Linked DNA regions of Homo sapiens: region 2 is linked to region 1. A link is a contact called in ENCODE Hi-C or POLR2A ChIA-PET data. All regions are on one chromosome and are shown on one strand. The core of a region is the stretch at or near the end of the contact, and the rest is flanking DNA. Distances in the headings are between cores, read along the strand shown.

Region 1 (2,777 bases), core at 140-2,639:
CTACAGGCAGCTTGAATACAGTCTCCAGGGTGTTACCCAGAGACTGTGGGGTCATTTCCATTCTGTATCTCCAAGATCTCATAAGCTAAAATAGAACAGATTGAGCGTTCACTCACCAACAACAGAAAATTTGGGTCAACTTTGGCCACTCTCTCCACACCAATTCTATCATTGCTACTGCAAAACCAAAATATCCAGTGAATGCCATTACAGCATTAGAAATGAGGAGGCTTTTTCCCAGCCCTTCTGAACTATGGCTATTGCTACCTCCAAGACAGTGAGCCTGGTCACTTCTCTTCCTGCAGAATATGCCTCGCCGGAGGGTCAGCGTTGCTGTGGTTCCTAAGTTTAATGCCCTGAATCTGCCTGGCCAAACTCCCAGCTCATCATCCATTCCCTCCTTACCAGCCTTGGTAAGTATGACGATGTCTGCCTCCCAGCACAGAATAGTAGAATAACCTTTCCTTCGTACTCAGTCCTAGGGCAGGGAGGGTGACCAAATGGGGGCAGGGTCAACAAGGAGAGGAAATTTCCAGAATAGAATCTGAGTGATAGGCTCAAAAACTCAATATACACCAGGCTGCATGTATTCTACTACTCTGGGAAGTCCCACTGCCCTCAGCATGGTGTTGGCAGCTCAGCGTTCTTTGCAAATGATAACTCTTTTTGTGCTTACACCACAATCTGCCAAGGTGGTTACAATTTTTTTCTACTCTGCAGTGGGCTTAAGTAGCTGAAGTTTGTAATGTGTGATAGGTGGTAGAACAGCTTTGAACCCTAGGTTCTCTGATTCCACAGCCTGAGTTCTTCAACCCATTGTTCTCCTGCCTCAGTTCATTGTAGCATTGTTCATAATAATGAAAAGTGGGAAACAACTCCATGTTCACTAATAAGAGATTGGTTAAGCAAATGGATATTCCTATAAGGGGTTTCTGTAGAATTATCCATAATTTATTATGAATCAAAAGCAAGTAAAATAGAATATACAAAACCTAGTGTATAAACAGTATAATTCTGTTTTGTACTTTTTAAAAGAGTGTGTTTCTGTGTGTAGACATAGAAATTTCTGGTAGAAGATATGTGAAACAGCTAATAATGGTTATCTCTAGGCAATGGTAAAATAGTTCATTTTTATTTTCTTCCTGATGCCTTTTTATATTTCTATAATAAGAATGTATTGGTAATAATCAGGAAAAATACATTTCCATTTCTTTTAGACAAAGACGTTTGGATATAACAAAATATTTTCTGTATCCCAGGCCTTTGTGCATCTGGCTAATTCTCTCTAATTCTTTCTTCAGTGGTTTCTCTATCCCCTGCCTATGACTAGCACTACCCTATAAGGAAACAATCTGATTGTGTAAGCAACTGGAAATTCAAGCTCTATGTAATACCAATGAGTGGTATTCACTGCTTCCTGCCTCAAGCATTTCAGTCGTCTATGAAATCAACCTAAATTCCCAAATTACCCACTAAAATAAAACAACCTGAAAAAAATGTTTAAGAATGTTGGAGAGGACTGGTTAGTGTATTTTAACAGATCTATTTCCCATACTTTGCCTAAAAGCATAAATTTATTTTCCAAATATATATTCCTTTAGACTAGGGGTTGGCAATCAGGGCCATAGATTAAAAACCACACAGGGTACTTTTAAACCATTATTCCCCCAGGCCCCACACCAAGATTCTGGAGTGGATCGATACTTTTTTAAAACCTCCCCCAGGTGATTCTAATGTGCAGCCAACATTGAGAACCATTACTTAAACCAAATCCATTGCAACAACACAACCTGGAAATCCTGGGGAACGTATTGTAAAGAAATTTCTGATGGTTTGAGCTTTCAGTAGTGATTTGCATCTCCTGAGAATTGTACCTGGAGCTATGTCTCTAGGGACAGTGATGGGCTTGTGTGAATCTATTGTAAGGAGCCTGAGACCTGCATTTGTAGGAGGCCCACTGGTGTTCAGTCACAGTTGCTAAACGGGACAGAGAAAAACTGATGGCTCCTCTCCAGAATGGAGCCTCAAGATGTAAACTTTCCTCTTCACTTAAGGAAACTTAGCAGAGGTGAAGGAAAAGGAGGAAGCTGCATGTGCCCTAGAGGAAAGGAGGACAGGGAAGGCCTGAGGGAAAGGGCCAAGTCCTGGGCTCAGATGAAGATTGGAAAGTGGGGGCATGGAGGAAAGAGGAGAAGCAGCAGCCCCGCTCCCAGCATCATCAGAAATCCAGCAGCTCTGGCTTCTTCCTTCCATAGCGCATCCTCAATTCTCTGTCTTCTGTTTTTCACTCAGTCGGAATCACCCAATGGGAAAGGCAGCCTACCTGTCACTTCAGCACTGCCTGCACTTTTGGAAAAGTAAGTTTGTCGATTTTCCTCTTGGCTTCAGGGATCTCTCAGGAAATTTTCCCCATTTTACTTTCCTTCCTCCCATTTTTATCCCCAAAATGCAGTGGAAAGCAAATTAAGTTTTAAGGGAAATGAATGGGAGTCTGAAACCCACAAAGATTTCAGAACCTGTTTGCAAAATTCTTGAACCAGGAAGATGCCCTGAGTGAGGCCAAGTGTACCCAATCTTAGAGAGCCCAGAGAAGGCTGGAGCCTTCTCTGCCAATTGGGATTCCTTGGGCTACAGACAAAATAAAGCCCCAACTCAATGGGACTTAATTAAGTCCAGAGGTAGAGCTGCTCCTGGTATGGCACAGCAGGGCTCTAGCTCAGCGAGTCTACAACTTCCTTGCCTCTGGCCACATTGTATGTTAACTTCATCATCAGGAT
Region 2 (2,777 bases), core at 132-2,631, 140 kb before region 1:
GGCTGGAGTGCAATGGCATGATCTCTGCTCACTGCAACCTCCACCTCCCGGGTTCTAGCGATTCTCCTGCTTCAGCCTCCTGAGTAGCTGGAATTACAGGTGTCTGCCACCACGCCTGGCTAATTTTTTATATTTTTAGTAGAGTCGGGGTTTCACTATGTTGGCTAGGCTTATCTCAAACTCCTGACCTCATGATCTGCCTGACTTGGCCTCCCAAAGTGCTGGGATTACAGGTGTGAGTTACCATGCCGGGCCTTTTTTTTTTTTTTTTTTTTTTTGAGACGGAGTCTCCCTCTGTCACTCAGTGATGTGAAGTGATCTTGGCTTACTGCAACCTCCCCATCCTGGGTTCAAGCAATTCTCCTGCCTCAGCCTCCTGAGTAGCTGGGACTACAGGCACATGCCACCATGCCCAGCTAATTTTTTAATTTTTTTGGTGGAGACGGGGGTTTCACCATATTGGCCAGGCTGGTCTCGAACTCCTGACCTCAGGTGATCTGCCCACCTCGGCCTACCAAGCTGCTGGGATAACAGGTGTGAGCCAACGCCTCACAACCCCACTTCTCAACCCTTCCATGGCTCCCACAGCACTTAGAATAGAGTCCAAATCCCTTTCCATTCTCATCGAGGCCCTGCCCCCTCTGGCTAACCTCCAGCTATAGCTACTCCCTACCTCTATCACCTTTTCTGGGACCTTCACGACAGCCTTCTTGTGCCTCTCCCTGGAATACCCACCCCAAACCCCTTATCCCTTGGATGTGACTCGTGTTCATGCTTAAGTTGCCTCCTTATCTTCCCTGAAGCTTCCCCTTGTCTTAGTCTATCCCAGCATCTTACTGAGTTCCTTTATCATGATTCACAACTGTGTATTTGTGTATACAGAACAGTGAGCGCCATTTGGGCAAGGATAGTTTCTTTTTGTATCCTTAGTACCAACCCAGTGCCTAGCAAATAGTAGAGGTGCAATAAACATATGACTCATAAATGAATGAATAAGCCCTTTTAATCTTCACCCTGGTCCTGTGAGGTAGGGATTATAACCTCTGTTTTGCTTTAAAAAAAAATCGAGGACATGAGACTCTGAACGACTAGGAAACCGTTCACAGGTTCCAGCACACTGAGAAGTGATGGGTGGGTGAAAGTATTGGTGAACCTGTTCCAGCCTCCAGATCACAGAGGAACATGAAAAGGTTGGCCAAGAGCCCCCGGTGTTCTTGGTGGCTGGTGAGCCCCGGGGCTGTGTAGGCAAGGGCCCAGCAGAGGGCAGCAGAGGGCTGCACTGGACTGGGATCACCGGAGGGAGCAGGCCCTGGGCGGAGCAAGGGGTGGGCGGCCAGGCACTGGGCTGGGACTCGGGGAGATGACCTTGTTTTGTCTAATCCTTTGTAGGACTCTAGAGTGCGCTGATGGAGCGCTTGAGGCAACGTTCCTATTTGTGTTTACATGTGCTGATCCTCACCACAGAGTATAAGGAAGCCGTCTTTCTTACCGTGGGGCCCTTGTTGGAAATGTCACTAAGTTTCTCCAAGGAGGCGGGAGGAGAGGACAGAGGACGGGGGTGGGGGTGACGGAGGGCCCTGAGGTGGAATGGTGAGTACAAATGTGCAAATGAGATTTTTGGCCTTGGCTGCTAGGGGACAAACGTCCTAGGGTGGCCTCCAGCAGTTAGCGCCAGGCAGGGAGCTGGGAAGGCTCTGAGACAGCTGAGTGGGGGAAATAGGAGGTCATAATTGGTTCAGGGACATACATTGTCAGAAATGATTTTCTAGGTTTCTTATGCTCTCTGAATGGATTTCCTTTCTCTTCTCCTTTTTCGTTAGGAAAGTTGTTAAAATTTCCACCCTATCATCTATGCTTAGGGGAAAAGGGATTTTGCTCATAAACGGGGGCGAGGGTTGGGGGATGGGGGAGACCCTTGGGGGCCAGCAAGGTGGTAGCAGCAGAGTCAGAATGGAAGGCCCCAACAAGAATTATATAATGGACAATGGGGACTGGTGGGGGTGGAGGGAAGGTTGGGAGGGGAGTAGGGATAAAAGACTACATATTGGGTACAGTGTACATTGCTGGGGTGACGGGTGCAATACAATGTCAGAAATCACCACTGATGGACTTATCCATGTAACCAAAAACCGCCTATACCCCAAAAACTATTGAAATAAAATAAAATAAAATAAAATTTTAAAAAATAATGCAAGGCACACTTAGTCCAGCATATGGTCTTCTCAACTAATACAAACATACACACACACTTATATGCACAATCACAACATACATGCTTACACAGTCACATCATGTGTACAATACACTCTCATACCCACAAACACACACCTCACACACTGACACATCACACATACACACTGACACAACACAATACACCCACACCCACACCCACACTGAAGAAGGGTCTTTGGGGTGAATATCTGCAGTTGCCATTGCAGGTTCCCCCATCCTATTGTGGTTTAAGTCTAGGATCAAACCAACTCTTAGTTTCAGGGGTCAGTTCCAATTGGCCTAAACCCATCAACATAATCCCTGCCCCCTTGGCATTCCCTTGGCCACTGCGATTGTTTTAGGGGTGGGCATACAACCACACTGATCCCCCAGACATGAGTGAGGAAGCGCTGAGCCCTGGACGCTGTCAGCTGCCTTGTGCTACCTCAAGGAAAGGCTGGTTTAGAAAAAGCTGACTGGGAGGCAGAGGTGAGAAACTTTCAGACAAGCAGAGTTGCAGCCCCCAAAACACTGGGAGCTCTCAACAGCCCGTGCCAGAAGCCCAC

What was found. Hi-C counts contacts between places; a loop is a spot of excess contacts on that map. ChIA-PET counts read pairs that join two places held with the same protein, here RNA polymerase II (POLR2A). Pooled maps may share reads with other maps.
Region 2: a loop to region 1 is called in a pooled map, with 6 times the contacts of the local background. The contact joins two enhancer-like sites. A Hi-C loop is called at or near these places in 6 of 50 pooled maps. POLR2A ChIA-PET finds 5 or more read pairs at or near these places in 4 of 52 experiments (GM10248, WTC11, activated B cell and 1 more).

Annotation. Positions count from the first base shown.
Region 1 is chr11:10,591,128-10,593,904 of GRCh38, reverse strand. IRAG1 (inositol 1,4,5-triphosphate receptor associated 1) reads left to right here. Exons shown (of 21, transcript NM_130385.4): 17 at 306-413; 18 at 2,293-2,357. The region is part of intron 2 of IRAG1-AS1 (IRAG1 antisense RNA 1); the gene reads right to left. Among named protein-coding and RNA genes, the nearest start is that of LYVE1, 24 kb to the right of the region's middle. RefSeq lists an enhancer at 1-306. Within about 2 kb of position 1,389, at least 5 of the 41 ENCODE cell types and tissues checked have a DNase peak (open chromatin) inside an H3K27ac peak, as active enhancers do.
Region 2 is chr11:10,734,460-10,737,236 of GRCh38, reverse strand. No RefSeq gene overlaps it. Among named protein-coding and RNA genes, the nearest start is that of CTR9, 15 kb to the left of the region's middle. Within about 2 kb of position 1,381, at least 21 of the 41 ENCODE cell types and tissues checked have a DNase peak (open chromatin) inside an H3K27ac peak, as active enhancers do.